Linked DNA regions of Homo sapiens: regions 1, 3 and 4 are each linked to region 2. A link is a loop called in an ENCODE intact Hi-C map of the cell type or tissue named here. Cell type or tissue: endothelial cell of umbilical vein. All regions are shown on one strand. Links, peaks and the distances in the headings refer to the core of each region. The heading gives the core; the rest is flanking DNA.

What was found. A loop is a pair of places that touch in the nucleus more often than their neighbours do. Peaks named below come from ENCODE experiments on the same cell type or tissue, not always from the same donor. Only the 100,000 strongest peaks of a DNase experiment are listed, where the experiment ranks them.
Region 1: it touches region 2 in a loop (12-fold over the local background); 59 of 110 quality-filtered maps call a loop at or near these places.
Region 3: a loop joins it to region 2, with 5 times the contacts of the local background. A loop is called at or near these places in 12 of 110 quality-filtered maps.
Region 4: a loop joins it to region 2, with 14 times the contacts of the local background. A loop is called at or near these places in 12 of 110 quality-filtered maps.

What each region holds. Positions count from the first base shown.
Region 1 is chr11:74,252,941-74,258,986 of GRCh38, reverse strand. It overlaps PPME1 (protein phosphatase methylesterase 1), which reads right to left. Exons shown (of 14, transcript NM_016147.3): 14 at 4,284-5,495. The coding sequence ends at 5,477. It also overlaps a transcript of P4HA3 not described here. Among named protein-coding and RNA genes, the nearest start is that of P4HA3-AS1, 55 kb to the left of the region's middle. In endothelial cell of umbilical vein, for the core only: a CTCF peak has its summit at 3,035 (motif pointing left); DNase peaks (open chromatin) are centred at 846 and 3,006.
Region 2 is chr11:74,319,190-74,325,235 of GRCh38, reverse strand. It overlaps P4HA3-AS1 (P4HA3 antisense RNA 1), which reads right to left. Exons shown (of 7, transcript NR_120556.1): 4 at 2,935-3,002; 5 at 1,233-2,529; 6 at 1,026-1,141; 7 at 531-895. Among named protein-coding and RNA genes, the nearest start is that of P4HA3, 11 kb to the right of the region's middle. In endothelial cell of umbilical vein, for the core only: a CTCF peak has its summit at 3,552 (motif pointing right); DNase peaks (open chromatin) are centred at 3,125 and 4,485; H3K27ac peaks cover 3,284 bases.
Region 3 is chr11:74,446,124-74,452,169 of GRCh38, reverse strand. No RefSeq gene overlaps it. Among named protein-coding and RNA genes, the nearest start is that of KCNE3, 18 kb to the left of the region's middle. In endothelial cell of umbilical vein, for the core only: a CTCF peak has its summit at 2,658 (motif pointing right); a DNase peak (open chromatin) is centred at 2,649.
Region 4 is chr11:73,961,055-73,967,100 of GRCh38, reverse strand. It overlaps DNAJB13 (DnaJ heat shock protein family (Hsp40) member B13), which reads right to left. Exons shown (of 8, transcript NM_153614.4): 4 at 2,066-2,223; 5 at 850-963. Among named protein-coding and RNA genes, the nearest start is that of DNAJB13, 13 kb to the right of the region's middle. RefSeq lists silencers at 2,333-2,422, 2,443-2,552. In endothelial cell of umbilical vein, for the core only: a CTCF peak has its summit at 2,633 (motif pointing left); a DNase peak (open chromatin) is centred at 2,560; H3K27me3 peaks cover 153 bases.

The DNA of each region.
Region 1 (6,046 bases), core at 289-5,288, 66 kb after region 2:
TGTGCCTTGGTCTCCCCGCCCTGTGGGGATTCCCAGTCAGGATGAATGAATCCCCTTATCTTCTTAGCACCATGGCATTTACTGTTTTTCACCTTATTACTGCAGGCAGCAGCTTTTACTATACTTGGATACTTAGGTCTCATTTAACCCTCATAACACCTAGTGAATTAAGGATTATCCCCCCATTTTGGGATGCAGAACCTGAAGTTCTGAAGGAAGTGATGTGCCAGAGGTCACCCAGCTAGTAGGAGGCTGAACTGAGCTTGGAGCATTCCTCTCATTATCAGGTCCTAGTCCTCCATGCCCCTGCCCCACCCCTCCTCTCCTTCTGCTATGGTGTGGGACTAAAAAGGCACTCGTCTGGAAGTCAGGTGGCCTGAGCTCTAGTCCAGATTGTGCTAAGGTATGACCCTGGACAAATCACTTTCCTTGTCAGACCCTCGAATTCCTCATCTGTAGGAGGCACTGCTGATTTGTCTGCCCTCCCCACTCCAGAGGAGTTAGGAGGTCTCAAAGGTTGTAAACGTGCTTTATAAATGATACAGACTGTATCATGTCAGTTATTCTAAGCTTGTTTGATTAGTCATTCTATAAGTCATTATGGAATGGCATCATTCTCATTAATCAGGAAGAAACTGTCTCTGTCAACACTCCATTCACTCCTCAGTCACCTATTGCCTGCACCTGGAAGAATCCAGCCTTTCTGCTAGTCTTGGGTTACAAGGTTTTGCCTGGCTATGGGCTGGAGTTTTCTAGCAAACTGCTGGGAGAGGAAGCCAGCTCGAGGAATAAGGGAGCCTCTTGAGTTGACATAACTTTCTGAGCCCTGGCCCCAGACTGAGAATGAGTTGATTCTGGCTGCTGATGGGGTGGCCAGCTGGAGCAGCAGAGTTGGCTCCAAGATTGCAAACAAAACAGTGACTGCAGGGAGGAGTGTGACTGCGTTTTGCTTTCTCTGCTGCTAGTGTAGGCTCTCTTCTTGCTTTTCCCTTGGTAAAATCTTGACCTTTCACTTCCAACCCCCACTTCTCATGACAGGCCCCTGCATCCAACTTAAGGGTTCTTGGCCCCTCACTTTTGAAATCTAACTAGTCTCTTTCTTGTTCATTCCACCTCCAAAATAATGAGACTATCCTGTTCTCTCAGCCCAGTGGCCACTGTTCTAATTAAGTATACCTGTGTCTTTTCCTTGCCCAATTACAACTGCCTCTTTACTGACCTCTTGGCCTCATGTCTGGCACCCACCAATCCATCTACACAGGCTACCAGAGTGACTTTCCTTTATAAAAAAGACCTGACCTTGTCTTTTTATATGGGGTCATGCCTATTTAATAACTTCTGGAAACTCCTTATTCTTGCCACTTAAGGCCTTTATGCCCTGACTCCCACCTTCTCTCCTGGCTCTTCTCCTATCTCGGCCCATACTCCAGCCACAGTCTTCTTCCTAGGCTGACTTTCAAGTCTCCAGCGCTTGTCTGTGCTGTTCCTTCTGAGATATCTTGCCCTTCCTCCTCCACCTCCACTTTGTGATACTTCAAGGCTCAACTCAAATGCTACCTCTTGGCTGGGTGTGGTGGCTCACTCCTATAATCCCAGCACTTTGGGAAGCTGAGGCGGGCAGATCACTCGAGGTCAGGAGTTTGAGACTAGCCTGGCCAACATGGCAAAACCCCATCTCTACTAAAAATACAAAAATTAGCTGGGCGTGGTGGCAGGCACCTGAAACCCCAACTACTTGGGAGGCTGAGGCAGGAGAATTGCTTGAACCTGGGAGGCAGAGGTTGCAGTGAACCAAGATTGTGCTGCTGCACTCCAGCCTAGGTGACAGAGGAGACTGTCTAAAAAAAAGAAAGAAAAAATGCTACCTCTTGTGAAACCATTCCTGGCCTGTTTCCAAATAGGTTTAGTTACTGCCCACCCCCAACCTTCTTACAACGTGGTCACTATTTCTATCACTGTCTCTCTAGACAATGAGTTCATTTTAAGAGCCTCATTATTTACCTCTGTCTACAAAGTCCATTGGATGCCTGGCACATATTGGGTGCTCGGGTTTGCTTAATCAGCAAATGCTCCTAACAGTATGTTAAGAGCGTGGGGCTATGAAGTCATGCCCCATTCCCCTCATGGCTTTGTCTTCAGTCCTCCCAGTCTCAAGATTCTGTCCCCCATCAGATCTACATCTGCCTCCAAAATGTGCCTACCTTCCTTTTTTGGGAAGGAGTTTCCCTTGGACTTTCACTAGTGTCTATGTGACAGGGCCTTTGGTTTGTCCCAAACATGCTCCTTCTGGCTTTGTGGCAATCCTTCATTCAAGGATTCTGGGATCTCCTTCTTTATTCCCTTCCTGAGTTCATACATGCTGATCTGTAGGCTCTGCAAGGACACTGTTATGGCCAACACATAGTAGGTGCTCGTTAAAGCCATGTTAAGTGAACACATGAATGGTCCCTTCTCTTCTGGGGTGTAATGGAATGCTCAGTAGACTTGGAATCAGAAGACAAAGATGCTGCCACTCTGGCCGTGGCTGTGGGCAAGCCATTTCAAATGTCTGAGCTTTTGCTTCCTTGCCTTTAAATTGGGGATAGTGCCTGTACTTCACAAGGATACAAAGGATGAATGGAGATGAAAGTGCCTAAAACACAACCAACCACAAAGCTCACGAGCATTTCATTCATTCTCAGCCTCCTCCATCAAGTGTAAAGAGGGTTCATCTCCACGGTCATCCTCCTTCTGCTCTTTTAAGTATCTGGTCCAAAATGACTTCTGCCCAGGGTCCCTTGTAGCATGCAGGAACAGAATGATGTGGAAGCAAGCCAGTTTTGAATTCTGACAGTCACTTCCAAGCTGTAGAATTTGGACCTGTCTGCCTACCTGTAAAAGGAACATAACAGCACCTACCTCATAGAGTTGCTGTGAAGATTAAATGAGATGTGTGTCAAGTGAATTAGATGACATTCAAAATTTGAGTGAACCTGATGAACCTGAGTGCCCCTGAAAACCAAGTGATCATGCTGCCCTCTTGTGGACAAGAGGGCACATAGCTCAGCAAAGGCACCCGCAAAGTGTTCCGGTGAGAGAAATCAAACCACACATAAGGAACTTCTCTCCTCTACTAGGGAGCTCATGAACTACCCTGAAATATTTCATCATCAACTAGACAAGAAATTTTCAGACATTGATGCACTTGTTAAAATGCAGATCAGTTCTGATTCAATAGGTCTGACATGGGGACACAGTTCTCTAACGAGCTTCCAAGAGATACTGATGCTATTGGCCCACAGACGGCCCTGAATAAAGTTCCTAACTATAACAATGTAACAGTGTCATAACAGGAACTACTTATTAAATGTCTTACCATGTGCCAGTTAGTGAGAAAGCCAGTTAACCTAGTTTAACTTGTATAATCCTCAAGACCCTGTGGGGTAGGTACGGTTTATCTCCATTTTTCAGATGAGTGAACTACAGCAGAGAGAAAGTTTGTTGCCATACCATACAGTGTAAGGGGTGGGGCTTGGGTTCTAATTTAGACACTCTGGCCCCAGAGCCTGCTAGGAGGAAGCCTCCAACAGTGTGGAGGACCACCCAGGGGGGAGGAGGGCAGCAAAGGTACTGAAGTGATCAAAGTGAGAGATGATGAGGCCTAAGCTAGGGCACTGGCTGTGGGATGGAAAAGAGGGGGACACGGAAAAGAGGATGAACAGGATTTGGTGGTAGACCTGAGGTGGGTGTAAGAGAAGTCATTCACTGTGGGTATCTGGTTTGGACAACTGGAGAGATGGTGATACCTATCACTTATTGAGCCAGGAAACGCTGGAGGAAGAGCAAGTTTCATGGGGAGCAAGTTTCCGGGGGAAGGTGGATTCAGCTTTAGAAACAGTCAATATGAAGTGGCTTTTGGTCATCTGGGAGAGACAGGAGGAGGAACCTGGGCCTACCTGTTCAGAGCTCAGGAAATGATTTGGGTTGTAGATGAAGTTTCACATAAGTGAAGCTATGGTGACTGAGATCATGTGGACAGTGCACAGATTGTCCTGCTCTGGACCAAAGTCGACACAGCCGATAATTAGGAGAGATGGGACTGGAATCCCATCCTGGCTGCAGAGGAGGGTGGCTCTGACCATCCCACTGGGCATTCTGGATCAGGGGACAGGCAGAGCATAACACACTGAAGGGCTATAGGGAAAGGGGTTTCTGGAGTTCCATGACAACTAAGTCCAATGAGCTGTCCCCTGCCCCCATATCAGCAGAAATAAGGACAATTCCACAGAGAAAGACCAGACCAATAAAGGTTGGGAGATATTTATTTTCTTTAAACAAGGTCATAAATAACAAAAAACAAAGTAGGTCCCAGACTCCGGACCATGCAGCAGGACAGGGGTGGGAGGTTGTTGAGTGGAAAGGTGGAGGGGGCTACACATCACCTAAGACAGTCACAGAAAAGATGGGCTTCAGGACACTGCCCCTTCCTGCCCTTGGAAATGGCGTGCCTGGGCAATAGGGACAGGCCACAGTGCTGTGTCGAGGCAGCTGGAAGAAGGCAAAGACTGGGGATGCCAGGCTGTAATGTTTCTGTGTGGAGTGATGTGAAATCCACAAATGGCAAAGAGAAGCTGTAGGTTTGAAGAGGCAAGGGGGCACTGCACACCTCCAGGAACCAGTTATGAAAATGGTTAAATTTGATGATTAAAAACAATTCCATAGGCTTTGGCCTGTGGCTTTGTGCATGGGCTGTATTTAACCTGGGTTGCTCTGTGGCAGGTGAGGGCGCAGGAGGCCCCTGGAGCAGCCTGGCCTCAGCCCAGGGCAGGTGCCCAGACATGTGGGAGTGGGACAGTGGGCTCTCCCAGATGGGAGGCCATGTGCTTGGACCGGCTGGACCTGATTTTCAGGCTCGTTTCTTGTGATGCTATCCACCACCACCGCTCGCTATGGCTAAGGATGGGATCTTGGCCTCTCTGGGTCTTCCAAACCTGGAAGAGTACGACTGGGATAAAACGGTACCTGACTAGTGTTTTATTTGAAAGGGAAAAATAAAGACCACCCCATGCATTGTCCATCCCATGAGGCAGGGCTGGGCCATGCCAAGACAATCTCAAGGAATGGAGGTCCCTGAGCCTGGGAAGACATTTGAACTCAGATGTATCGCCTGATGCTAGGAAGAGGGGCTCAGTATGGCAAATCTGGAGGCTTTACCCTAGGCAACGCAGGGAGAGCAGGCAGGAGCTACCCCAGTACAGGGAAGGGAAAGGAGCAGGGGAGCCCTGGACTGGGGAAGCCGATGTTGGTCAAGGGCCCTGGAAAACAATGCTTTTGGCAGAATACATGAAAAGGTTGGTACATCTCGGGGTGCCCGTCTACCGGGAGCCAGTGTCACATGGCTGGGCGGGATGGAGAGGAGACAGTGGCATCACAGTGGCCTCTGGTGCGACGTATTTACAACAGAGCTCGATGTTGAGGAGGGGTGGACAGCAGGTCACTAACAGCCAGGAAACACACTGTGGAAGAACAGAAAGAGAAGGAAAAACAAATGTAACTATCAATAGCTTTCCCTTGCTTATCTGTATCCTCCAGGAAGCCCTCCCTAATGACCACCAAGGCCCTGGCAAATCTGACCCATTTCACAGCCCTGACCAGAGCTGGACCCAGGGTCTGCTCTCAGTGTGCTGCTCATTTGCCCAAGGCTCCAAATGGTCGAAGGGCCCCAGCCAAACACTGTTTAGTAAGAGAAATTAAGTCTTTATTGTTGGTTCCTGGGATCCATGAATGGTCAGTTGTTAGAGGGATGGCTCAGCATAGGGGTGTCGCTTCTGTGGTTCACTGTCCCAAGGTCTTGCCATCATCTCCAGTGCTTACCCTGCCCTGTCACTCTCATCTCCCAGGCCCTGGAATTCAGAGTTCTCTAACGCAGAAGCCATTTCCTTTTCTTAATATTTCTTCTGCAAACTTTCTGAGAGTGGGGAACAAGTTTCCCCAAGCCCTCACCAAAATCAGAGAAGAGACTTTTCAATGGTAGGAATGACTCCTCATGAGGGTTGTGGGCTCTCTG
Region 2 (6,046 bases), core at 698-5,697:
CACCTGTAGTCCCAGCTACTCGGGAGGCTGAGGCAGGAGAATGACGTGAACCTGGGAGGTGGAGCTTGCAGTGAGCCGAGATCACGCCACTGCACTCCAGCCTGGGTGACAGAGCAAGACTCCGTCTCAAAAAAAACAAAAAAAAGCTGTGGAAATGAGTATGATCACCTAATTAGGGTGCAGACAGGAGATGGAATCTTAGCCTTTTGGAACTCCAACTTGTATTCTTTTTACTTTAAAGTTATAATTTAATCTAGTTTTATTAATGGTAAAAACTTTAAATAAAGAAAATTAGAGGGAAGGATACAACAAACACCCAGGTACCCACCACCTAGAACAACAAAGATCAGCACTCTTTCTCATTTATCTCACATATTTCCCTTTCCTTTTAAGTACTTCTCTATCCAATTTTGTGCTTTGACTCTTATATTGGTTCAATTTATTTTAATTGGTTAGCTTTTGCCAAATAACAAACTATCCCCAAAGACTTAGTGGTTTAAAATAGCAAGTATTTATATAGCTCATAATTCTGCAAGTCAACATTTGTGCTAAGCCCAGGTGAGTTGTTCACCTGGTCTTGGCTGAGTTTATTCATGGGTCTGAGGCCAGCTGCTAAATTGGCTGGTTCCTGGATAATGTAGAATAACTTCCGCTGGGATGGCTCATCTCTATTCCATGTGATCTCTTGTCCTCCAGCAGGCTAGCTCAGGTCATTTCATATGAGTAGTGGGACAGGACTTCAAAAAAAAGAGCTGAGATGTGCGATGCATGTTGAGGCTTAGACAGAGAATTTGTACCATCTCTCTGCTGCATTCCATTGGCCAAAAATGTCATGATGTCAGTTCAGGTTTAAGGGGAGGAGAAATAGTCTCCCTCCACCTCTTGATGGGGGATGCTGCAAAGTCACAATTCAAAGAGTATGAATTCAGGGAGGATGGAAAGAGTGTGGCAAATTTTGTAATCTACCACAGTTTACTCTTTGACCATAATTATTCACATTGCTCCCACAGGAAAAATATGCTTACCACCATTCCAAGACCCCCAAACACCTCTTGCAATTATGTCATCAGGCTTGAAGACCAGGATCTTGTGGTTCACATCAGGTTTGTATGTGACATTATGGATGTTGTTCTTCTTAATCCTGACACCGATGAATTAAAGACAAGTTATTTGCCTCCCGCATACCTACTGTACATTGAGACGGAGGCAGGATATCCTCAATAGACACTTACATTTAAAAAAGGGAAGAACGCCGGTCACGGTGGCTCACGCCTACAATCCCAGCACTTTAGGAGGCTGAAGCAGGCAGATCACTTGAGGACAGGAGTTCAAGACCAACCTACTAAAATTACAAAAATTAGCCAGGCATTGGGCAGCACACCTGTAGTCCCAGCTACTTGGGCAGCTGAGGCAGGAGAATCACTTGAGCCCGGGAGGGGGAGGTTGCAGTGAGCCGAGATCACACCACTGCACTCCAGCCTGGGCAACAGAGCAAGACTCTGTCTCAAAAAACAAAAACAAAACAAAACAAAATTAAAAAGGGAAGAATGAGAGACACATAGCAATTCTGAACTCCAGCTGGGCAAAGGTTTACAAGTCTCACTATCCCAGGAGAGGGTGTATTTCTTGCTCAGGTCTAGAGTTTACTCCCTGGGAGGGGGTTCCTGCTCCACTGATCTCTGCGGCTCTTGACTATACCCTTTGGAACATATTCCTTGTCTGTCACCTTCCTTGGCTACTTCTGAAGATGTGGCCCATGTTGGTAGCTGAATAATTGGTAGTTTGAATAATTTCAGTCTATTCCATACTCCAAATGACACAACTGTTTTGTGACATCTCTCTAGATTTTATTACTGGTATTTTTGAATTGGGCTTCTGTGGGATCTCACTCTTAAGTTTCCAAGAAGGTTTTTTTTTGTCTAGAGGTCGACTAGACATCACTTTAATTCTTGCAGAGGTCTTTACAAAGTGCCACTATGAAACACAGATTACTGTTTTTCCAGCCTCTAGTAATAATTTCCCATCATTTCCCCAGACTTCAATATGTTTGCTCTTGCCATTTTCCCAGTTTCCAACCACTCCCAATCTCAAAGCTAATGTCACAAATTTTAGGGTATTGTTAATGGCCTAACATCTCACTTTCGGACACCAATTTCTGTATCAGTCTACTTTTGCTGCAAAACAAATTACCCCAACACTTAGTGGCTTAAAACGGCAGCTATTTATATATCTCACTATTGTGTGGGTTAGCAGTTTTGACTGAGGTCAGCTGGATATTTCTTCTGGTCTTGAGTGAGTCCACTTCTCTGTTGGTGGTCAGCTGCCAAGTTGACTGGGTGCTGGCTAATTTCTGATGGCCTCGGCTGGGTTGGCTGAGCACTGCTGCACATGATCTCTCACACTCCAGCAGGCTAGCCCAGGGTGTTCCCTGGGTGCCTGGGCAGAGCCCCAAAAGAGAGAGCCAAAGCATGCAAGGCCTCTGGACACCTAGGCTCAGAACTGATGCACTGTTCCTTCTGTTGCAATTTACTGGTGAAAGAAAATAATAAGGACTTCCCAGATTCAAGCAGGAGATACAAAGTCATATAGCAAAGGGTGTGGATATGGAGAGGAATAAGGATCATGGCTGTTTTTACAATTTGCCATACCTCCTCAGAGGCCACCCTCATCACAAAGTGGGAGGCCATCCTTCCCTTCCAAATTTTATCTTTATGTGACATATGTACATATCAAAAATATATAGTTTTTTCCCCTGTGAGTTCTATATGTTTTTAAATGAACTATTTCATACATACTACATAATTTGTGCAGTATAAATGTAAGGTATAAAGAATAGGATGCTTTTGTACTTACCACGCAGGGAAAGAAATGCAATTTTATCAATATATTTTAAACTCCCTGTATGCCCCTCCCAACCTAATATTCACTTCTTACCTGGACTATGCAGTTCCTTCCTGTCTTACCTCCTCCCATCAGCTCTACCTGCTGAAGCCAGCATGATACTAAAAAACAAACATCGAATAATTCCTGTACTTAAAACTATTCAGTCATTTCCCATTGACCTTCGAATAAAATCCAAATTTATTTATAGAGTAGGCCCTTCGCCATCTGGCTCCTGTTTACACTTCATGCCTCATTTTTGCCATTCATCCCTCAATGTGCTATGCTTATTCTCAAAACAGATCATTGAGATTTTGCCAAAGAAAGTGGCTTCCGTAGTTCCGTGCACTTCCTCTTTTGGAGCATGTGTCACTCTTGTTGTTGGCTGTTTGCTTCTCTGTCTCCACTACTTAACTTGTCCCCACCTGGCTCTGAGGGTGAGGATCCCAATGTCTGCTGGGTCCCTCTGGGGCCAAGCACAGCAGCTGGCACCCGGGATGCTCAGTAATAATTGAATGGATGAATGAATGCTAGACTCTGAGGACAAAGAGAAGCTTCACAAAAATTTCCTAGCCTATGTGAAGAACAGATGTATTGAATTAATAAATTGATCTCTCCGCTAAGCCAACAGCAAATGTGGGACTAGGATGGTGGGTTTGAGCTGGCCTATAAGCTCCACTAGGGGTCACTGTGGCAATGCCTCGGAGTCTTAAAAAATCACGTTATTTCCATGGAAAGACTCTACCTACTTCGAATGGAAATGTGATTTTTCAAAGGTGGTAGTGGTTTTATTTTGTGTTTTAATAAGCTCCCCATTCAGTCCACTGGAGAGAGCTGTATGTGAGCCACCCGTGAGTCTGAAGGACTTAGTAACCCCTGCTTGGTGCCCACTTTATGCCTGTAGTGGTTCTTCAACTTGGAACCACCATAACAGCTTTCACAAACATGATTTAATTTATCTTCCACATCAGATGTTGGCAGCCAGGATAGAGATTGTTATTATTTCCATCTTAAAAATGATATTTCTAGAACGTTAAGTAATTTTCCCAAGGAATCACAGCTGGTACCTACCTAAGCAGGGACTTGAATCTGGGTCTTTCGAATACAAATGTATTAGTTTACTAAAAATATATTGAGTTCCAGGCTCTGTAAAAGATGATAGAGATGCAAAGACATGCCCCCCAAACTTAATGTCTTAGAAGCAAAGACTGTCAAAGCGGAAAGGAACTTTGAAGATCACCTAATGAAGTGTTCTCAACTCGGATGTGTGTAAGAATCACCTCAAGAGCCTGTTATAAATGCAGATTTCCTGGACTTTGCCTGTCTTCCACCCTCTTACAGTCTGATTCAATGAATCTGGGTGGACCTTGGAATCTGAATTTTTCATAAGAACATCCACATTTACCTGAATAATTCTGTTGCAAATAGACTGTGGACCACACTGAGAAACACTGATCTATTGGTTTCATCCTTTCATAATATAAAGGAGAAACTGAGGTGATGTGAGTCCCCTGGAAATATTCCTTGGATGTAGAAGGGAGGCTAACCCAGGAACTGATAATGAGCAATGTGAAGTAATGATGCAATGGAAAGAGCACTCGACTGAGAGCTGGGGACCCTGGGCTTACCGTCTTGCAGCTGAGTCACTTCATTTCCATAAACTGGTTTTCTCAACTGTAAAATGCAGGACAATACATACTTCATAGGCTTATGATGAGGACAGGCAATTCAAAAGATTTGGAAGAAGACTGGCACTAGAGACACTTGATAAAGAGATTAACAGGATTGTTTTGAATGCTCTTTCTACTTTATTTATCTATTCTCTTATTTTCATTTTTATTTTCTTGGCTGGGTGTGGTGGCCCACGCCTGTAATCCTAACACTTTGGGAGGCCGAGGTGGGCAGATTGCCTGAGCTCAGGAGTTCAAAACCAGCCTGGGCAACACGGTGAAACCCTGTCTCTACTAAACAATACAAAAAAATTAGCCAGGCATGGTGGTGGGCGCCTGTAGTCCCAGCTGCTTGGGAGGCTGAGGCAGGAGAATTGCTTGAACCTGGGAGGTGGAGGTTGCAGTGAGCCAAGATCACGCGACTACACTCCAGCCTGGGGGACAGAGGAGGACTCCGTCTCCAAAAAAAAAAAAAAAAAAAAAAAAAAAACAGAATTATTTTCTTGAGACAGAGTCTTGCTACCTTGCCCAGGCTGTAGTGCAGTGGCACAATCATGACTCACTGTAGCCTTGATCTCCCAACCTCCTTTCTCAGCCTCCCAAGTAGCTCGCACCACAGGCATGCACCACCACTCCTGGCTAATATTTTTATTTTTGTCTCTCTACGTTACCCAGGCTGGTCTTGAACTCCTGGGCCTCCCAAAGTGTTGGGATTGCAGGCCTGAGCCTCCATGCCTAGTCTATTCTATATTTTTAAACGAGTACTTGCAATTGCCAGGCACTCAGCTAGGAACCATCTCACCTATATGAAGTATATGATCTAGTGTAGCAGACAGCCATTAATTATACAAATAAGAAGTAATAATAATAGTTATTATTATTATTATCATTATTATTCTGAGACAAGCTTTCACTCTGTTACCTAAACTGGAGTGCAGTAGCGCAATTCTGGCTCACTGTAGCCTCAACCTCCTGGACTCAAGCAATCCTCCCACCTCAGCCTCCTAGCTGGGACTACAGGCACACATCTCCACAATCAGATAATTTTTAACTTTTCTGTGGAAACGGGGTCTCACTGTTGCCCAGGCTGGTCTCGAACTCCTGGCTTCAAGTGATCCTCCTGCCTCAGCTTCCCAAAGTGCTGGGTTTACAGGCGTGAGCCACTGTGCCTGGCCCAAATAAAAAATTATAATTGTCATAAATGCTACCAAGGGAAAATACAGGGTGTGTTTTGAATAATATGAAGACTTGAACCTAGTCTGCAGACAAATAAAATGTCCCTGAGGAAATGACTCAAAGGATGAGTAGGATTTAGTCTGTCAGAAATTCCGCATGAATCAGGAAAGAGCTTGCCAAGAGCAAGAAATGAAAAGACAAAAGGCCAGCATGGCTGGAGTGGAGAGAGCAGAGGAGAGTGGCACAAGCTGAAGCTGAGGGTGGTTATTATTTCCAGAGAAGCCTTTCTCTTTTCCTGACTTAATAATTATTTGAAAATC
Region 3 (6,046 bases), core at 325-5,324, 130 kb before region 2:
GTAGAAGCAGAGTGTCACATCTTGGGAGCTCCTTCTAGTTTAAGAGACAAGAAGCACACACCAAATAATGAACAAAAATAAGACAATACCAAATAGAACTAAGTAGGAAACAGTATCATTAAGCATCAGAAAGTGTGGGGGACAGATACTAATGTGGTGGTCAAGAAGAGGAGAGGACATCGGGCACAGTGGCTCACGCCTGTAATCCCAGCACTTTGGGAGGCCAAGACAGGTGGATCACTTGAGGTCAGGATTTCAAGACCAGCCAGCACAACATGGTGAAATCTCCTCTCTACTAAAAAAAAAAAAAAAAAAAAATTAGCTGGGTGTGGTGGCGTGCACCTGTAATCCCAGCAACTCAGGAGGCTGAGGCAGGAGAATCGCTTGAACCCAGAAGGTGGAGGTTGCAGTGAGCTGAGATGGTGCCACTGTACTCCAGCCTGGGTGACAGAGCAAGACTCTGTCTCAAAAAAAAAAAAAAGGGGGGGGGTGGGGAGGGGGAGAGGGAAGTTCATGCATATTTCTGGGAAGAAGTAGAATTTGTGGTGGAATATGAACAACTGGTAGGATTTGGTTAGAAAGCCCAATGAAGGGCCAGGTGCAGTGGCTCACTCCTGTAATCCTAGCACTTTGGGGGGCTGAGGCGGGTGGGTCACCTGAGGTCAGGAGTTCGAGATCAGCCTGGCCAACATGGCGAAACCTCATCTCTACTAAAAATACAAAAATTAGCCAGGCATGGTGGTGGGCACCTGTAATCCCAGCTACTCAGGAGGCTGAGGCAGGAGAATTGCTTGAACCAGGGAGGCGGAGGTTGCATTGAGCCGAGATTGCACCATTGTACTCCAGTCTGGGCAACAGTAGCGAAACTCTGTCTCAAAAAAAAAAAAAAAAAAAAAAAAAAAAAAAAAAAAGTCCAATGTAGGCTGGGTGTGGTGGCTCACACTTGTAATCCCAGCACTTTGGGAGGCCAAGGCAGGAGGATCACAGGAGGATCCCAGCCCAGGAATTCAAGACCAGCATGGGCAACATGGTAAAATCCCATCTCTACTAAAAATAATTTTTAAAAAAGCCAGGCATGGTGGTGTGTGACTGTACTCCCAGCTACTCAGGAGGCTGAGGTGGGTGGATCAACCTGAGCCTGGAAAGTCAAGTGGCTGCAGTGAGCTGTGATAACACCACTGCACTCCAGCTCTCAAAAAATAAATTAATTAATTAATTAAAATAAAAAATGAAGGTCCAATATAGTATGATCCAAGCTCAGTGTTCAAAGTAGGTGGATGGCTTCGCTCTACTCAAACATTCAGAGACTGAGGATGGCAACTGCCATCTTCAACATGTAGCTTCCAAGGTCGCTCATTGTCAAAGCATTTTCTGGTTGGTGAGGAAAGAAACAGAATAGAATTCCAGGGCCAGGGACTTACTCTCAAGAAAGCAAGGCAAAAGCTGCGTACATCTCTTCTGCTCAGCTCCATTGACGACGGCTTAAAAAACGTGGCCACAAACTGGCTGCAAGGGGAGCTGGCACATGAGGTGCCTGTCTGAGTAGTCAAGTCCCAGCCAAACATCTATCACTATGGAATAAGGAGAGAATGATTTCTGGTAGACAGCCCCAGAAATCTTTACCCCACCCTCCTCACGCTCCCCCACAGTCTGTCTTCACCCCACCCTCCTAATTCTCCCCCGCAGGATTAGTCAAGATAAAAACATTTATAAACCTGCTGGGAAGGAAGAAGTGCTGTTATTCTGATTAGATCATGTTTTGGAGGGAGGGGGTGAAGACGGGAGCCTTTTGAGAGTATAACTTAGCCTATCCTGGGAGTGTGACTTGTGCTCTTTTTTTTTTTTTTTTTTTTTCTAGCACAGGTGAGTCTGGTCTCTCCTCTCATTAGAATAATATCCAAGATTTCGGTTTAGGCATAGAAGAAATAGACAAAGCAAGGCTTTCAGCCAAACTTGTATGGAAAAAGAATCTTCTTTCAGGTGCTGCTAAGAAACCAAGAACATTATTTCCCTGGATGAAATGAGAGAACCATCTGTGGAAGTGGTTGAACTGTGATGGAGAATGAGCTCCTGGGAACAAGAAAGTCAGAAATTCATGAACAGGAAAGAAAAATTAATATTTGATGAACAACTGAATTCCTCACTGCCTGTTGCCCTGGGACACAGGGAGCTGTCTCACCAAGGTTACAGCTCCTTCTTGGAGCGGCTCACAACCAATGAGGAGCTGATACAGGGATCCAAAGGTCTGATTCCATCACTGATTTGGGGCAACTCTGAGAGGCCATCTTGGCTCCAGAATTCCCCATAGGATCAGCTGAGGCTTCAGTGGCAACCACATTGTGAATTAGCTTCTTCCTCCGCCCACCCCTGCTTTCTCACTTCCTATTTCCCAAGAGTACTTCCCCCAACAACCTTCTGCATGCGATTCTCCATTTCAGTCTGTTTCCAAGAGAATCCATCCCTTCCTCAAGAACTGTGCCCTAACATGGAGTCCATTCCAAAGTCAGTACCAGTGATAATTGAGCAATGGGATGATAGAATGTAGATGAGGCAGTTAGTGGTTCCAGCAAACCAAAAAGATGGCAAGGCAGTGAGAGACCAGCAGTGTAGGAAACAGCCAGCTATATTCATTGAAAAAGAAGAACTAGCCACTAGAGGGCCCAACACTACAGGTTTACAGCTCTGCTGCTACTTTTTAGAGCACAGAATTTTGCCCTTCATCTGGCAGACATCCAGTGTAATTGTCTACACAGTGGGGGAACATTGTTGGCCATGCTTCCTTCTCTTTTACCTATTCTGGAGACACCAGTGTCCTGGCCTGTTCCAATACCCCAGCACCAAGCCCCCGTGCCATTACATATGAGCCTATTCCCATAAATCAAGGCTTCCAGAGCCTGTTTTTAATACCCACTGTTCTCATTGTTTCAAGGGACTCTGAAGATGTGAAATGTGAAATCCAAATAATTGGTTGTGACCATCCTCACCTAGGAATGGAGAGAATCAGCAACATATTGTCTAGTTCTGCCACTTTCTCTACCCCCCATCCCCCCACCCACCAATTTGTAATAAAGATAAGACACACAGACTTAGATGCAAAATATAGTAGCCAAGGGAGAAAGGGGATATGAGAGCCTTCTCAGAAGATGAAAAAGTTTGAGAACATTGTATAATTGAGTGAATTAATGAATTATTTCTACCATGGATTTATTTAAAGACTTAAAGGAAATTTTCTTCTGTACCCTATTTGGAAGGACAGTCCTTTGTAGGTTGGGGGACTTCCCTTACCTCAGGAGGAAAATATTGGGAGGTCTCTATAAATTTCTCAAGGGTCAGAGTTAGATTGTCTGTGAGAGGGAAAACTCTGAGGATTAAAGGGACAAGAGCTGGATTCTACAAGACCAGGAGGATGGAGGGGTGGTGGAAGTCAGCCCGTGAACTCTCCCCCATTGCCCTCATAGTATCTCTGGCAGTGATGACTACAAAGACACCTGGGGGATAGTTACCAAACCATAGCTTTGGGACCATACAGGAGTTCTGGGTGGCCAGGTTTACAATGGAAGCAGTAAATATCTTACGCAAGTGGGCCAGATACCTCTGGCTGCTCCACACCTGCTTGGACAATGAGCACCTTCACCACAACTGCAATGGACTGAGATGGTCCCCCAGGTTTTCCGGATTGGGTAAGCCCTGGGGTTTTTGCATCCCCACAAAGTCTCTGAAATTAGATGTTCCACAAACCTGGCAGGTGGGGGTGAAGCTAAATTTAATTGGATTTGAATTAGACAGATAAAAGTTTGATTTGATTCAGAAATAAATAAATAAATATAATGTTCTTCTACTTGCTATAGAGCAAATTAAATGGGTTACAATATTGGGAGCTCTGACATCGCAATAGCAAACCTAGCCTGGCCCGGTTAATAAAAGAATAGTAATACTCTATTGAGGGGTTGCCACGTGTTAGGCAGTGCATTCTTTCATTTAATCCTCACAATATACCTATGAGGTAGACTGAGACTTAGAGAAGTCAAGTGGGTTGCCCAAGGTCACATGGTTAGTAAATGGCAAACCAAGTTTGTTGGACTCCATGTCTAACTTCTATAGCCATTCATTCCCTGTTGTCTAGCCATTCATTGACTGACATCTAATCCATCATTTACTAATCTGTTTAGCCAGATATGCACTCAGACAGTAAATAGAATTAACAGTTATTCTGTTCCTTAAACATTGAGACAGATCTAGTTGTAGTTTAGAGAACAAAAGAATCTTAGAATCATAGAATGTTTGCACTGGCAGCTGGTCTAGAGGGAAGAGCAAAGCTTTAGAACCAGGTGGACTAGCTTGGAATGTTGGCTCTGCTATTCATTCTGTATATGACCTTGAGCAATTTATTTAACCTAATTCTCAGCTTCCATATCTGTATATCACAAATATATGCACATTCTCTCTAGACTAATATGAAGAGTAGAGATAATGTCACATGGAACAAGTGCAAAAATGCAAGTCCCAGCACAAAATGAAAATGCTGGCACCTTGTTCAAAAATTACCGATAATTTAAAGATGGTGACAGCAGAGTATTAAACCAAGTGTGGGGGCCCTTGTAAGCATAGGCCATGGTGGCACATCCACAGCCTGGCACAGAGTGGGTCTGCAATAAATTGTAGTCCTTTTTCTCTCTAGATCACTGATTATAACCCTCTCCTTTTGCAGATGAGGAAACTGGAGTCCAAAGAAGAGTTTAAAAATGCAAATCAGGGCCGGGCACGGGGGCTCATACCTGTAATCCCAGCACTTTGGGAGGCCAAGGTGGGTAGATCATGAGGTCAGGAGTTCGAGACCAGCCTGGCCAACCTGGTGAAACACCGTCTCTATTAAAAATTAAAAAATTAGCCAGGTTCAGTGGCATGTGCCTGTGATCCCAGCTACTCAGGAGGCTAAGACAGGAGAATCGCTTGAATCCGGGAGGCAGAGGTTGCAGTGAGCTGAGTTCACCCTACTGCACTCCAGCCTGGGCAATAGAGCAAGACTCCTTCTTGGTGGAGGGGGGGAACACAACTTAGTACCAGAGCCAAGACCACAACCAGACCTCCTTTGTTCCTAGCCAGTGGTCTTTACCCAGCATTTCCAAAGCCTGTGTTCTATATGATGATAATAGATATTCCATGTATAAAAGTTTCCATCAACAAGCAAGTTTATAAAACACTGGATTAAGATTAAAGAGACATCTTTTGCAGAGCTCTTCAGAGACTTTTATGTGCAACAGGAGTCTCCAAGACAGGGATATAATATGAAACATTGCACAAAAGTATTTGATGTGGGACCCTTTTGCAGGAGCATATTAAGCGTCTCTCAGAACTCTTTCAGAAATGCCACTCTAAACACTGCCCCAGGGTGATGGAAGTTTCCATGGGTTTTGATCTGTGGGGTGTGGTTGTTTTTATTCTAAATTAGAAGCAAATATATTATTTCCACTAGTCCTTTCTGTCAGCATCCCTGTCCCAGCTGACTTGTGAGCCTGAGGATATAAAGATAATGAAAACCAGACTCCAGGAAAAGCACACTTGTTTAGAGTCACCCAGCTGCATCCATAAGGCAGATGCAATATGCCTCTCTCCCAAGAGTAGAACACAGACAAAACATACACTAGGATCCCAAAATTCTTTCCATTCTGGGTAATTTGCTCACAGACATCACATTGCAAAAGTAATAGCCAAAGTCCCCTATAAAGTCACATAAGAAGCTGGGAAATCAGGATTCTTATCTCAGCACCTTCATTTATTAGCTGTTTGACCTAAATTGATCAATTCATCAGCTCGTCACTTTGCTTTTATCAAATACCTTCTTGCATCAAATTAAATTAATTTCTCCCTTTGTTGAACTACCATTATTTCATCTGTAGCACTCTCCCCCCAGGACTTTGAGAATCTCTATGGAATGTAGTTTGAAAATCAGCAGATTGGATGATTACTATAGATCATCCAGTCTATATGGATGGATGAAATCTATACAGAATCTATAGGGAAAGGAACTATAGTTCCTTTCAGCTAT
Region 4 (6,046 bases), core at 372-5,371, 360 kb after region 2:
CAGGTGGATCACCTGAGGTCAGGAGTTCAAGACCAGCCTGGCCAACATGGTGAAACCCCGTCTCTACTAAAAATACAAAAATTAGTCGGGTGTGGTGGTGCATGCCTGCAATCCCAGCTACTGGGGAAGCTGAGGCAGCAGAATAACTTGAACCCGGGAGGCGGAGTTTGCAGTGAGCTGAGATCGCACCACTGCCTTCCAGCCTGGGTAACAGAGCGAGACTCTGTCTCAAAAAAAAAAAAAAAAAAAAAAAAATTAGCTGGGCGTGGTGGCACATGCCTGTAGTCCCAGCTACTCAGGAGGCTGGGGCAGGATAATTGCTTGAATCCAGGAGGTGGAGGCTGCAATGAGCTGAAATCATGCCACCTCACTCCAGCCTGGGCGACAGTGAGACTCCATCTCAAAATAAAAATAAATAAATAAATAAATACATAAATAAATAAAATTATTATGATTAAATGGTTTCTGAGTAGCTCCTGTAATTGGGCTTTATTCTGAGAAGCACTGAAGAAAATCAGGAAAACACTGGAGTTCAGACTGGGATCTCCTTTCAGCTCCCATGTTCTTGCCCTGGGCAAGTCCCTTTCTTCTCTGGGCCCCCATTTCCCACTCTGTAAAATGGGGACAGTCCCTGGGCTGCCTGTTCACAGAAGCACTGTAAGGCTAAGGCTCTGTTCCTTGGAAGGAACATTAGGGATCCCATCTCACCCACTCTGCAGACTGGGCTCTCTACAGACCAAGGCTCACAGGGGCAGGAAAAAGTATTGCCTCCTTTCCCTTCCTTTCCTCCTCAGTCTTCCCACCGCCTGAGCTCAGTGACTGACCTGAGTCAGCTTCTTCCCCCCTCACCTGGTCCCCTTCCTTCTCAAAGGTGATGCGTGTGCCCTGCCTCCAACCGGGCTTCACATCAATGGTCAGGATCTTGTCCTTGATGGTGGAGGAGTACCCATCCTCGTTCAGCACCTATAGCAACATATCAGGTGTGGGGAGGTCTGCTTAGGACTTCCATGAGTACAGTCGAGATTTGCTCAGATTTTCATGAACACTCAGGTGACCTTTGCACACGTGAAAGATGCTCTATGGGATTTGTACTTGGGCTCAATCCTCTAGCAATGGGAAGAGCCTCCAGCAATGGGGAGAGCCTGCCCTGAGCCACTCCCACTCCCATCCTGTTGCCATGACAACCAAGAACTTATGATTCCAGTATGGCAGAGGATGCCATGAGACTGGGGCTGGGGGCTGAGATGCCAAGCAGTCACCATTAGTTGATCAAACACACAGCTCCAGCCCTGGCCACTAACAGATACATGGTGAAAATGTACTCCATTCCTCTCTCCAAATCCCAGAGGCCCGGCCCTGAGCCTCCAGCAAGTCTCTTAATCCCAAAGAGAGAAATGAAAGTCAACATATCTAAGCCTCCCCCAGTGCATTCCCCACTGGGGATCCTTCCACTCCCCAGTCGCATGTCCAGATGGGTTCCATCTGTGGAAAGCATGGCCGCATCGGCATCTCCTCTGCTGGGCAAAGGTGGAGGGGGCTTGCTCTTATGCCTGGCACAGGGCTGGGCCATGGGACAGGGCCAAGCCAAGGACTAGACATGAGGCACTGAGGGTCTTCCTCAACCCGTCACCTTGGGGACTATCTCCCAGCCCACCCTCCATGCCCACTGTTCTTTCTTATGCACGAGGCATGCACCCTGATGAAATCCTGGGAATATGGTCTGGTAAAGCCCAGAAGGAAGAATTCAGAAGAGACTCCTCCCATTCAGAGCCTTTCCAGTTCCCACGGGGATGGGGCTGAACTGAAAGAAAGGAAGGGAAAGAGCCTGTCCCAGTTGGGAAGGCTGCAGAGGGCACTCCTGCACTAGGAAAGAACCGGGCTAATGTCTTCAACTGTCCCTTCCGAATTTCAGATTCCGGAATTCTAACATCCTAGGTCTCTGAATCTAAGGTTCCATAATTCCATCAGAGACCATCCCTGAGTCCTCCCACCCAGGTAAGGGAGGAGGCAGCTGCTAGGCTGCAGGAGATAGGTGGCTCCCGGGAGGAGCAAGCTGAGTACTCACCCTTCTGGAGATCTTAATTTTTTTGGTGCAGCCAAAGAATAAGTCCTCCAGGGACAGGTAGAGATCCCGTTCGACTTGGGGGTCCTGCTTCTTGACCCCTCGGCCCTGGAGCCCCCCAAAGTTCAAATCTACCTCACTTCCTTCTGCATCAAAAAACTCTGCAGGAGGTAGGGAGAGGAGTAAGAGAAATTGTATCCAGAGACCCAGACATGCGCGCGCGCGCACACACACACACACACACACACACACACACACACACACACACACACAGCCTCCCTATCCAGATATGCTCCCCAACCTCTTCAGTGTCCTGTGTAACACCCAGCATCCTATAACCACCTCTCAGACTGGCCAAGCCAAGGAGCTGTCTTCAACTGCAGATGCAGTGATTATCATCCTTTGCCATTTCCCACTGCTTCACCTCCCCTTGGGACATTCCCCCCCCACCCCGCCCAACGCTTCCCCGTCTCTCTTATTCACAACTCGGATACCGTAACTCTGGCTGTCTCAGGAAAGGGAGGCACTCCCTCTGGTGGCCGCGCTCAGGAGTGCCAGAAGAGACTGCTGGTAGTCCTCGGCAGGAAGGTGAGAGCCTGCCAGTCCTCTCTACTCTTCCCCAGACTCCATAACCCTTCGCTGTCCAGCCCAGCCCAAGATTGCTAAAGACCCCAGACTCAAGTTTCTATAAAGCTGTCAGCTGAGATGGGGGAGGGAAAGGGTTGGTCCCTAACAATTTGAGAGGCCACCGGCATTCCCCAAACTCCTCTTTCCTCAATTTCTTTTGCCCCTGCCCAGCTCTGCACCCATAACCCCTCTTGCTGCCCCCATCCTTCCTCCCAGTGCAAAGACAGCCCCATCCTGGCTCTGCCCCTGATGTGCTGTGTGATCCGTGGGCTTCAGTGTCTTGGTCTGTGGGATGGGGTAATAATGCCTGACCTGCCTTCCACCATTAAGATGAAGAGCTAAAACTTGCTGAGAGCTTACTATGCGTCAGGTGCTATTTTTGGAACCTTACATTATTATTTCATTGGTCCAGGGAGCCCAAACAAAACGCTTAAGGTCCCGTAGCTAGTAAGCAGTAGAGTTGGGATCTGAACCACAGGACAATATGACTACGGAACCTGTGTCCTTAACCACTGTGCCACGCCGCATCGCTAGATGTGGAAGCCCCTCATAAGCTGTAAACTCGAGGGGCGCTATGGTTAAGAGTTTTCATATTCTGCCTCTCATGGTTAATGCCATGGAATGAACTTCACAGGCTAGAATGGTGAAATGACCTTAGGCAGGGATGGTGAGGTGACTACACTATGTCCCTCTAAGATGCGATGGGCAATCAAGAGGCCTGAATCTTCTGGTCCTCCTGTTGCATTGCTGAATTCACTTGTTCACCCAGACCTACAGTGTACCAGGCAGTAAACACCCCAATAGCCAGTCCACAGGAAGCCCAGCCCCTCAACCCTGCAGGGAGATGGGACTCAGGAACCCTTGGGGTGGAGCACTATGGCAGTATAGCTTCTGGGCACTGCCTGAGGAAGCCCAGACCCTGAGCCTGACCTTTCCCAATGAGCGATGCCCTGTAGACTCACTTGGCTCCTTTGAACTGAGACAGGTAGGGAGGCAAGGTCCACTGTATGGCATTTTTGGACTGCAAAGCCCCTTTCATTTTTTTTCTTTTTTCTTTTTTTTTTTTGAGACAGAGTCTCAATCTTGTTGCCCAGGCTGGAGTGCAATGGCGCAATCTCGGCTCACCACAACCTCCACCTCCTCGGTTCAAGCGATTCTCCTACCTCAGCCTCCTAAGTGGCTGGGATTGCAGGCATGCACCACTGTGCCTGGCTTTGTTTTTTTGTTTTTGTTTGTTTGTTTGTTTTTAGTAGAGATGGGTTTTCTCCATGGTGGTCAGGCTGGTCTTGAACTGCCGACCTCAAGTGATCCGCCGGCCTCAGCCTCCTGAAGTGCTGGGATTACAGGTGTGAGCCACCATGCCCGGCCGATTGCAAAGCCCCTTTTCATAAACATTATCTCATCTGATAATAGCCCTTGAGCCTTAATGATTATTTTGGCTATGTAATGGTTAGGAAGCTGGGGTTTCAGAGGGGTGAAGAAATTTTCCCAGGATCACACGGTTCACAAATGGCAGCGCATGGATTGGAAACAGGCCCGCTACTCGAAGCCCCTTGCTGTTTTCAGTCTCACGTGGAGCTTATAAACTCAGCTTCTTCTGGCAGACACGTGAGGGTGGCACAAGGTGGGAGCAATCTCTGAGGCAGAGGGGCTGTAACCCACATATTGGCACAGAAAAGAGAAGGAAAGAACTTATGAAGTTCAGAAAGGCTGAAGTATAGTCAGGGAGAAGGGGCAAGAGGTGTAGGAGAAAACAGGCAGTGAAAAATCTAGGCCTTATGTGGGTATAACTGGAGCCAGGAAGTCAGGTGTGAAGGTCTTTTCACTGCCTTTGCAAGATGATTCTGAGCCTCAGAAATCAACTCTTGGTCAGTTTGTCTCAGACCTGGAATCACGCACCCATCCACCTACTCAGCCATCCTTCCGCCTACCCAGCCATCCATCCGCCTACCCAGCCATCCATTCATTTACCCAGCCATCCGTCCGCCTACCCACCCACCCACCCACCATGTGCTCGTCTATTCATTCATACACCCACTCATCCATTCATCCATCTGTCCTTCCTTCATTTCATGCATCCACCCATCCACACTCACTCTTGTCAGATGCTAGGCTGGGATTTGGCTACGCTGAGATCAATCAGACCTGGAGGATCTCCCAGTCTGGTAGGGAGACAAGCATATTAGGGAAACTATAAATAGCACAAGAACTGTTTTAACTGCAAAAGAGACAAGAGGTATCTTCCCACAAATACAATATTAGCAAAAGACTGGGAAGAAACTACCCATCAATAAGACAGTAATTAAAAATAATAAATTAGACCTGGCATGGTGGCTCATGCCTATAATCCCAGCACTTTGGGAGGATGACGCAGGCGGATCACCTGAGGTCAGGAGTTCAAAACCAGCCTGGCCAGTCTTGAGTGGAAACCCCATCTCTACTCAAAATACAAAAATTAGCCAGGCATTCTGGTGCCCACCTGTAATCCCAGCTACTCGGGTGGCTGAGGCAGGAGAATCGCTTGAACCCAGGAGGCAGAGGTTGCAGTGAGCCAAGATTGTGCCACTGCACTCCAGCCTGGGCAACAGAGCAAGACTTTAATAATAATAAATTATAAAACATCCATGGTAGCCATGCTGGCACTTGGCATCTGCTCTGTCCTCCTTCTTGCATACCTTCCCTGCTAGAGAATCTGTAGAGCCAAAAGGAACATCCCCCAGACTCTCTTGCAGCTAAGGTTCTGGCTTTGAATTCTGTTCATCAGGTAGTTCCTGAGCTGCTTGGGAGGCAGGAAGAAGGCGGCAGGCATCTCTCCGTGGCTCTGTCTGGAGCTGGTGGGCACTGTTGTGGAGACACTAGGTTTTTCTGCAGCAGCCTTTGTGGGTCCACCCACGAGTTTCATGCCTGTCAGAGGCAAGTGAGGCAGCAGTTGCAGCTACATTCATGGTGTGCTCTGGAATGCAACGGTGACATTTCCTGATTCCTTCTTTGTGACTGTGGCAGAGACAGCAGCTCTCCTTGTGGGCCAGTTTAGAGGTGGTGTTCTTGGAAGATTTCCTACAGGGCCAGCTTACAGCCTTCTCACCCAGGCCTTTCAATGATTATTTCTTTATTTATGTATTTTATTTTTTTGAGACAAGGTCTCAATCTGTCACCCAGGCTGGAGTGCAGTGGCCCGATCTTGGCTCACTGCAGCCTCAACCTCCTGGGCTCAGGCGATTCTCCCACCTCAGCCTCCTGAGTAGCTGGAACTACAGATACACACCACCATTCCTGGCACATTTTTTTGTAGAGATGGGGTTTGGCTATGTTGCCCAGGTTGGCACCGAATTCCTACACTCAAGCAATCCAGCCACC